2 separate regions of the Mus musculus genome follow, and region 2 is linked to region 1. A link is a contact called in ENCODE Hi-C data. All regions are on one chromosome and are shown on one strand. The core of a region is the stretch at or near the end of the contact, and the rest is flanking DNA. Distances in the headings are between cores, read along the strand shown.

Region 1 (4,221 bases), core at 1,406-3,905:
GTGGACTCGCATACAAAAATTAACTTAAAATGGTTTATCCCCTTTTCCTTAAAGGCCTTTTGTCCTTTGATGGCATATACTATTACAGTACACCTTAAAAGTCTGTTGGGTTTTCTGACATGCATCTAACAAGAAAAATCAGGGCAGGAATTACTTTTTTGATATGCTCTTTAAATTAAATATGTGCATTAAGCATGAGTGTAACTATGAGGGGTGATTTACACCACTGGAAATACCACCAATTACACCAACACTCATCTTTGCCAAATTATCCAACATTGTTGAATACAGATTGTACAAGGAATACATCTCCTTATTTTTGTCATAATAAAAATACTGATTTTGTAGACAATAGACCTTTTAGGATAACCCAGATGCCATTTTGATGGCATCTTAAGAAGGTACATCTGTGGGTATCAGAAAAAAAAACAAAAAAAAACAAAAAAAAAAACACATATGCCTTGCAAAACACTTTTCTTGGTGGAGGTTTTTTTCTTGAAGGAGTGCATACTATTTTAGGATTTCCTCCTCTGGGAATTAAAAAAGGGCTGTGATGGGTAGCAAATAGTCAAAAAAAAAAAAAATTACTTGCTTTTTACCCACAAAACATTCTTGCCTGCAGTTGATCTTAGAGACCCAGTCAGCTGTCTCCATAGGGTACTCTTTCCAGTAAATGTCTAATTCTTGACACCCTCGGCCTCCTTCCAGCCTAAATACTCTGAATGTGTGACAAGGTAAATGGAAATATACCACCCAGCACTACTGTGCTCTCAATCAAGAGCTGGCTCTAAGTTGGCCTCCTCTGTTACTAGCCTGAGGGAAATCAGTTTATCATCGTATTAAAGGTGAGTTTTCACTAGAGTCCCAATGCTCAGATCTTGGGAAAAGGGTGGTTTGTGTAACTAAGTTGTTCTATATTCTAAGTATTATCTGCATGTGTTCGCTCTTTGAGACAAGGACTTGGGTAGCTGGAGCTGTCCTGGAATTCTTTTTTTTTTTTTTTTTCCCTTGGTTTTTCGAGACAGGGTTTCTCTGTGTAGCCCTGGCTGTCCTGGAACTCACTTTGTAGACCAGGCTGGCCTCGAACTCAGAAATCCGCCTGCCTCTGCCTCCCAAGTGCTGGGACTACAGGCGTGCGCCACCACCGCCCAGCTTGTCCTGGAATTCTTAAGCATCAGCGGATGATCTTGAACTCCTGATCTTCCTGAAGGCACCTCCCAAGTACTGAGATAACAAACGGGGACCACCAAAGGGGCTTTCGATTACGTTTCACCACCGGTGACCACCTCCCACCTTAGTCTCTCGAACATCGTGCTGCTCTTACTAGAAGTGGCATTTGCATTAGGGAGAACTCGGAATGTGTGTTAGAATCCAGAGGGCTCAGGACACACATCCGTGGTTTATAATCACACACTCACCGGGCACTAACACAAGCCCTCTATAAAGCTCACAAGGTTCCCAAAGCACAGAAGAGGAGGACAATGAGACCCAGAAAGAAAGATCAGGAGAGGGACTTGAGATAGGTCCAGCAGCCCACTCCCCTGTGCCACCCCTTTCTCTTCTTGGTCTTTTAGGCCCAATTGCTTCAAGTAGCACAGACACACGGGAGACAATGGGTAAGAAAGAGAGGGGGAAGGAGAGCACATAGCGAACCCATCTATCCTTTGGATATTGTGGAAAACAAACATTTAGAAAGTGAAGTCAATCCCATCCTGTATTCACCATGATCGCCCTATACAGAAATCACACAAAGTCTCTTATTGAGGTAATTATGGGCCACTGCCTTAGCGTTCCACAGAAAATCTTGTTTGGCCTACCCAGGATTTATAGGGGAAGTGAAATCATTAAATAACTAGTTAACCTCTGTTTGGCAAAAAGAGTAAGTAATTACTGAAAAGGGGAGAAAGAAAAAAAAAAAAAAAACCCTGCCTTTCACAAACAGCACAGATAGCATCCTGAAGGGATTTACACAATACACCAACGTTTGTTCTGTACCCAGAGTTGTTAAAATAATTGTGATGACAGGTGTCTAGGTACCACTTTCTTAATGGTTTTCAATATCCATTGATTTATTATTGTGGCTCCCCCCACTTACATCTCTAGCTCTAAGAAGGGGCTAAGAAAAGAGATTTTGCACCAAAGGCTGATTCTTTATTCCTGGGCTGAAAAGAACTAATAAAAATAATCACTCGGCTTTTAAGCAGAAAGCTTCCATTTACAGTATTTCACCCTTACCCCCCCTCCAAGCCCCTTGTTATCTAACATAATGGCTAGAATACATTTCCGTCTCTCCCCTTAATAACTTCATGCATTAACATCCTCTTCACACATGCGCGTGCGTGCGCGCGCGCGCGCGCGCACACACACACACACACACACAGAGGCAAACGCGCGCGCACCCAGCAAAAGGCGGAGGTGGGGGGGAAAGAGGCAGCAGAAATCTCAGCTGTACTTCTAGCCCTTTTAAAAAGTTTGCTCTGTAAATTGGAATGAGGTCAGATTTGGAGCTTCTCATTGCACGCGGAGATTATTATTGCATCGGGTTCCAAGCCAATGGGAAGGACGGGGGAGGGGCTTGGCACGAGGAAGCGTTAGTTACAGCGGCTGATTGGCTGTCTGAGAAAGGATAAAGAAGCGCGAGGCGGAATTGGGGTCTGCTCTAAGCTGCAGCCAGAGAAACAGAGTGAGGGGAAGAGGGCCGTCTCCCTCCCGGTTTCCAGTTCTTGCACGCTGTTTCTTAGAGAGTCTGCAGTGGGGGAACTCTGCCGGTAACCAGCTCCCCTTCTTGCAGGAGGGAGGGAGAAACATACATTTATTCATGCCGGTCTGTTGCATGCAAGCTTCTTGGCTTCCTACCTTGCAACAAAATAATTGCACCAACTCCTCAGCGCCGATTCCGCCCACAGAGAGTCCCGGAGCCAGAGTCGCTTTGGCTTTGCACTGCAGGAAAGGGACTTAGGCGCTAGAGACGATGTCGCTTTCCTGAGCTACCGCGAGCTCTCGTGAACTGCAATCGACTGCTTCAGGGAAAGGGGTGGGGGAAAGACTTGCCCCGGAGGCGGCGAGAAACTTGCGTTTGGAAGATACTCCGGCTACCAACGTTTGGAGAAACTCCTCGCCGCGGCCGACTCCAGCCTCGGTGCCCGCAGGGAGCACTTCAGCGGTGAGGGAGGACGGAGGGCCTCGGGGACTCTAGGTTGGCGGCGGGAGGCGGCCGCCCCTGGCCCGCGCGCCGCTCAGGGGACCCTGGTCTCCGCCCCGGGGAGCCCGCAGGGCCCGGCGACCGCGCCGCGAGCGTGTGAGCGCGCGTGGGCGCCCGGCAAGCCGGGGCCATGGTACAACAGACCAACAACGCGGAGAACACTGAGGCTCTGCTGGCCGGGGAGAGCTCGGACTCGGGCGCCGGCCTGGAGCTGGGCATCGCGTCCTCCCCGACGCCTGGCTCCACCGCGTCGACGGGCGGCAAGGCGGACGACCCCAGCTGGTGCAAGACGCCCAGTGGCCACATCAAGCGGCCCATGAACGCCTTTATGGTGTGGTCGCAGATCGAGCGGCGCAAGATCATGGAGCAGTCGCCCGACATGCACAACGCCGAGATCTCCAAGCGGCTAGGCAAACGCTGGAAGCTGCTCAAGGACAGCGACAAGATTCCGTTCATCCAGGAGGCGGAGCGGCTGCGCCTCAAGCACATGGCTGACTACCCTGACTACAAGTACCGGCCGCGAAAGAAGGTGAAGTCGGGCAACGCGGGCGCGGGATCGGCGGCCACAGCCAAGCCAGGGGAGAAGGGCGACAAGGTCGCGGGCAGCAGCGGCCACGCGGGAAGCAGCCACGCGGGGGGTGGCGCGGGCGGCAGCTCCAAGCCCGCGCCCAAGAAGAGCTGTGGCCCCAAGGTGGCGGGCAGCTCGGTCGGCAAGCCCCACGCTAAGCTGGTCCCGGCGGGCGGCAGCAAGGCGGCTGCATCGTTCTCTCCAGAGCAAGCTGCCCTGCTGCCCCTGGGGGAGCCCACGGCCGTCTACAAGGTGCGGACTCCCAGTGCGGCCACTCCGGCCGCCTCCTCCTCGCCGTCCAGTGCGCTGGCCACCCCAGCCAAACACCCTGCCGACAAGAAAGTGAAGCGCGTCTACCTGTTTGGAAGCCTGGGCGCTTCGGCGTCTCCCGTCGGGGGCCTGGGAGCGAGCGCCGACCCCAGTGATCCACTGGGGTTGTACGAAGATGGAG
Region 2 (4,592 bases), core at 421-2,920, 1.0 Mb before region 1:
GTGAAAGGACTAGGTGTAATGCAAGCCTTGTCATCCACTGAGCACCCTACCAAATACTCTACATTTAAAAAATTATAATGTGCCTGAGGTAGAGAAGGATGTATCCCAACAGCTGTTTTCCACAGTTCTCAGCTACTCAATGAAAATCTGGTCTCGACATCTACATCTTCCCTCACCTTCCTCCTCAGTCGTAAATACTTCTCATTGTGCGTATACAAGTGTGTGTGTACGTGAGAGTGCACACGCTTGTGCATATGCACGTGCCTGTGGAGGCCAGAGAGGTCAACCTCAGATGTCTCCCTCAGTAGCTCTCTACCTGAGTTTTCAGAATAGGATAGCTCAGTGAGTCTCGAATTTCCCAACTGGCTTCACTGGCTGACCATCAAGCCCCAATGAGTTTTCAGGTCTCATTCTCCCAGTTCTGGGATTAGTGATACACGCGGTCATGCCTAGCTTTTTAAATGTGAGTATTGGGGATCAAATATAGGTCCCCTCACTTATGTAAGTAACTGATCCATTTCTCCAGCCCCACAATGCTCATTTTAAAGATCCGTGAGTATTTACTTTAATATAGAAACCAGTTCGACGATTTCATTTTCCTTGACATTTTCTGATTTCCATATATACATATATATGCATACATTTTTCTCCTCTTTTAAAACATATCGGGTTAGGTTTGCGTTGTAGTGTTTGCTGTTTGCTTAAGAATTTCCTGGCGTATGAGGCTGTAAAGAGCTGAGTGCAGGCAGCTTTCACTGGAAGTCCCACGTCACCATAAAAGCCTGTACTACTTTGGATTACTGCATGGCGGATTAAAAACCCGCGGATCAGTTCTAGGTTAGCCCTGATTAACTCCCCTGGGTGTTTCTGGGCCAGAGAGGGTGCTTGTTAGACTCAAACCTATACTTGTAGTCAGAGTTCACTGAACAAAGAGTTAATTTTTACTTAAATCGAAATCGGGCTAATCATGAAGCTGCCAGGAATGATCTGGAATATGAACTAAAGTGTGCCTGCAGTCGCGTCAGCTGAACCTTCTACCCCCACGGTTCTGTCTGCCCACATGCTTCTGTCTATCAGCCTTGGCCTCCGGATCCGCTCTCACGTCATTGGTTGGATTTCAGGAAGGAAGAAACCCAGGATTTAAAGGGCTCAGTTTTCCACCTGCCAGGCCGGGTCCAACTTGCCTTTGACACATATTTAGGGGAATTTCTACCAGTTCTTCATTTACTACACTGCTTGGTTACAGGAAACAAAGTCCCTGAGGGTGTCACCTTGACAATTTCCAAAACCGAAACTTGCGCTCAAGACTAGATCCACACTGAGTCTGCGAGGCAGAGTCCCTGCCCAGGTCATCAGAGCCAGCCCCGCGGGTAGGAGCGAGGGAGGGGCCTGGAATGGGCGTGGCTTTCCGTGGGAGAGTAGGACTTTGCCCCACCTCCTAAGAAGCCTGCTCTGCTTCCAGCCAGTCAGGTTGCTCTATGCAAATAGAGCCCGGGTCACCCCGGTAACCATGGTGTATGGCAGCCAATGGAAAACAGCCAGTGGCGACCTCGCTCCAGGATTGGTACCGAAGTAAGGCGACAGGGATCCAATGGACTGTGGGAACAGTCCTCGGCGGGTTGAGGGGCGGAGATATGCAAATATGGTTTGAAAAGCCGGCGGGAAATCTGAGTTTCGCGGGAGGACCTTGGCGCGTAAACCGTATCCCTTCATTCATTGTCAGCAGCAGCTTCCTGGAGCCATTTTTCAGCTGCCGGCCGCAGCACCCGGGCTGCCGCCACCGCCTCGCAATCCGTTGCATCGGCTGCCCCCGACGCCTCCATCCCTCCTCGGGGCCTGATATCCGTGCGGCCGGGACCCTCCTCTCTCCAGACCCCCGATTATTTTTGGCCCCCGGGGCCTGTGCGGTGCGGAAAAATAAAAAGAAAAGAGAGAGAGAGGGTTCGGAAGCGCCGGGAGGGGAGGCGAGAAGGAGAGACTTGGAAACTCCGGCTGCAAATAATAAAAGAAATTGAAAGCAATACGTTAATATATCGTAACACTAAAAAAGAGCAGGAGCGAGAGATGAGAAAGGGGATCCAGCCCGCCCTGGAGCAGTACCTGGTGACCGCCGGGGGTGGGGAGGGGGCGGCTGTCGTCGCCGCCGCCGCTGCAGCCTCCATGGACAAAAGGGCACTGCTAGCCAGCCCCGGCTTCGCCGCCGCCGCCGCCCCGGGCACGTACATCCAGATCCTCACTACGAACCCTTCCACCACGTCCTGTGCCACCTCCCTCCAAAGTGGCGCCCTGACCGCCGGCCCCCTTCTCCCCAGTGTCCCCGGCACGGAGCCGGCCGCCAGCAGCCTCTACACCACGCCACAAGGACCCTCCAGCAGAGTCGGGCTGCTGCAGCAGCCACCAGCACCAGGACGCGGCGGCGGCGGTGGCCCACCGGTAATACCCTCCTCAGCGTCCCTAGCCCAGGTGGGAGGCGGGCTCCCGGGAGCGGTGGCGGCGGGAGCGCGAGGCTGAGCATCGTGGGCCTCGTTGCTGTCCCTTCCAGCGTGTGCTTATTGTTAGACTCGGGGTGCTTTCCTGCGGACGTTGGGAGGACGTGGGGGCCTGGGCAGGCACGCGGGGCAGTGGGGAGTCCCTCTTTGAGAACCACATCCAACACTCCAAAACTTTTCGCGCCCCCCCCCCCTCCACTTCTTTTCCTGCACTTTTCCCTACCCCCACTCTCCCCTCCCTTGCAACTCGAAGCTTCCTCTTTCTCGGGCGTAGGAAGGGGTCACGCCCCGGATGGAGAAGGGGGTGGGGGAGGGAGTAGTGCACTGGAGAGTGGGGGACCCCAGAGGATGTAAACTGGGGGACCCGAGGCGTGCAAGCCTCCTCTCCTGTCTCTGCTGCCCCTGGGCGACTGGGGGTCCCGCAGGCGTGCTCCGAGCGCAGGGGCGCCAGTGCCTGGCACCTTTGGGGACCTAGCTCCAGGCAACAAAGGGGATCTGGGAGGTGGACGGGTATCGCGGTGGGGGAGGTGGAGCTGAGAGCCCCGGTGGGCCAGGGCTCGCGCTGTCTGCGACAAGGGGCCGGCGGGCGGGTGCTCCGGCCTGGGCGCATCTCCGCGGTGGCAGCGGCGGCGCCCGCGTGGCCGGAGCGCTGGGGCCTTGCTCTCCGGGCCCCGGGCCTGCCCTTGACCCGCCTCTCCCCTTGCCCCTTCCTTCCCCGCCCTGTCCCCCTCCCCGCCCCCCCGGCGACGGAGGGCGGGGGCAGCCGGGTTCCCGTCCCGCCGCCAGGATCTGTCCCTTCTCTCCGGGACCCGCCGGTGACGTTTCGCACACGTGCGCGGAGGACGCGCCTGTGACTGGGGAGGAGGCGGCGGCGGGAGGGGGCGCTGGAGGGGGAGAGGGGGCACCCACTTCCTCCTGCTCGCCGGCTCCCAGGCCTGGGACGGTCCCGGCGCCCTCGCACCCGGCACCGCCACCCTCCCTCTCCCGTCCCCACCCCCCCACGGCGCCCGCCCTCGCCCGGCGCCGCCGCTCCACTCGGCCTCGGGCCCCCTCTCCAGCCGGCCCCCCACCTCCCCCGGAGCCAGGCTGCTTTCGGAAATGCCCTTACAGCAGCAGGTTAGTGACCTGGACCGCGCGGGGGCCCGAGCCACCGCCGCGGGGACCCGGGATCCCCGGGGGGCCCGAGCCGGAGGGTAGGCGACGGAGCGGGGTTTTGGAGTGGGAACGGGGGGTTGGGTGCTTGAGGGAAATGAGTAAGCAAGAAAAATCTAACTAAGTAAATCCCCGGCCTCCGCTTCTAGGAGCCCCGGGGCGGGAGTGGCCGCCCCCGGGGTGGGTATAGTGTTTACGTGTGTTTCTTTTGGGGGGTGGATGGATGGGCAATTGAAACCCTGATGAGGGCTTCACGCCCGTGGCCGAGTTGAGCTGCTTTCTGTCTTGCTTCCCTTGTGCTGGAGGGGGAGGGGGCGGGTCAGAGGGTAGGGTGTCTGTGGGGTTCCCAGGCCACCCGCCACCCCCTCCCTTTGTCCCTGTAATTTATAAAGCGCCTTTGAGAGATGATTTAGGTCAGTATGCGGCTTTCCTTTTTGTTGCTACTAGAAAGAAGTGTGGCCCCGAGGTCTCCCTCTCTTCCTTTCTCTCCTGCATTCCTTCCTCCATGCCTTCTGTCTTCACCCTCGTGTTGTGCCTTGGCCCAGACCAGACTAGAACCCACCCGGACTCGGATACCTATGGTTGCATGATAATACCAGTCGAAGATCTCACCTAGTCTTAGGTCTAGGTGTGTTTGTTTCTGCACGATCAGTATTTTGCTGGGGTCTCTTAAGAAAGTCCGTACACATATATAGGACTTTGGGAAATGGGGTGGGTAGCGAAAGAATTAATTTTCTTAAATTTCTTTTCTGTTTATAATTTTCCCCTGGGTTGGATCTTGAGTGCTTTCCAGCCTAGAGATACTTACTAGGGATGTGTGATAGAGACAGTCCCAGTCAAAGAGGCTCATCCTTTTAGTGACTAGGGTCTGCCAGCAGGGGGGAAGCCGAGTACAGTACCTGCTTACACTGTGTACAGTATCCAGTGTGCTAGATTCTCAGGCACAGGATA

The links. Hi-C counts contacts between places; a loop is a spot of excess contacts on that map.
Region 2: a loop to region 1 is called in a map of left cerebral cortex, with 7 times the contacts of the local background. The contact joins the promoter of E2f3 here to the promoter of Sox4 in region 1. A Hi-C loop is called at or near these places in 11 of 37 maps with a recorded cell type or tissue (T-helper 1 cell, T-helper 17 cell, heart and 3 more).

Annotation. Positions count from the first base shown.
Region 1 is chr13:28,952,133-28,956,353 of GRCm38, reverse strand. It overlaps Sox4 (SRY (sex determining region Y)-box 4), which reads left to right and starts at 2,655. Exons shown (of 1, transcript NM_009238.3): 1 at 2,655-4,221. The coding sequence starts at 3,333. The region is part of intron 1 of Gm46405 (a long non-coding RNA gene); the gene reads left to right.
Region 2 is chr13:29,983,141-29,987,732 of GRCm38, reverse strand. It overlaps E2f3 (E2F transcription factor 3), which reads left to right and starts at 1,670. Exons shown (of 7, transcript NM_010093.3): 1 at 1,670-2,433. The coding sequence starts at 2,065.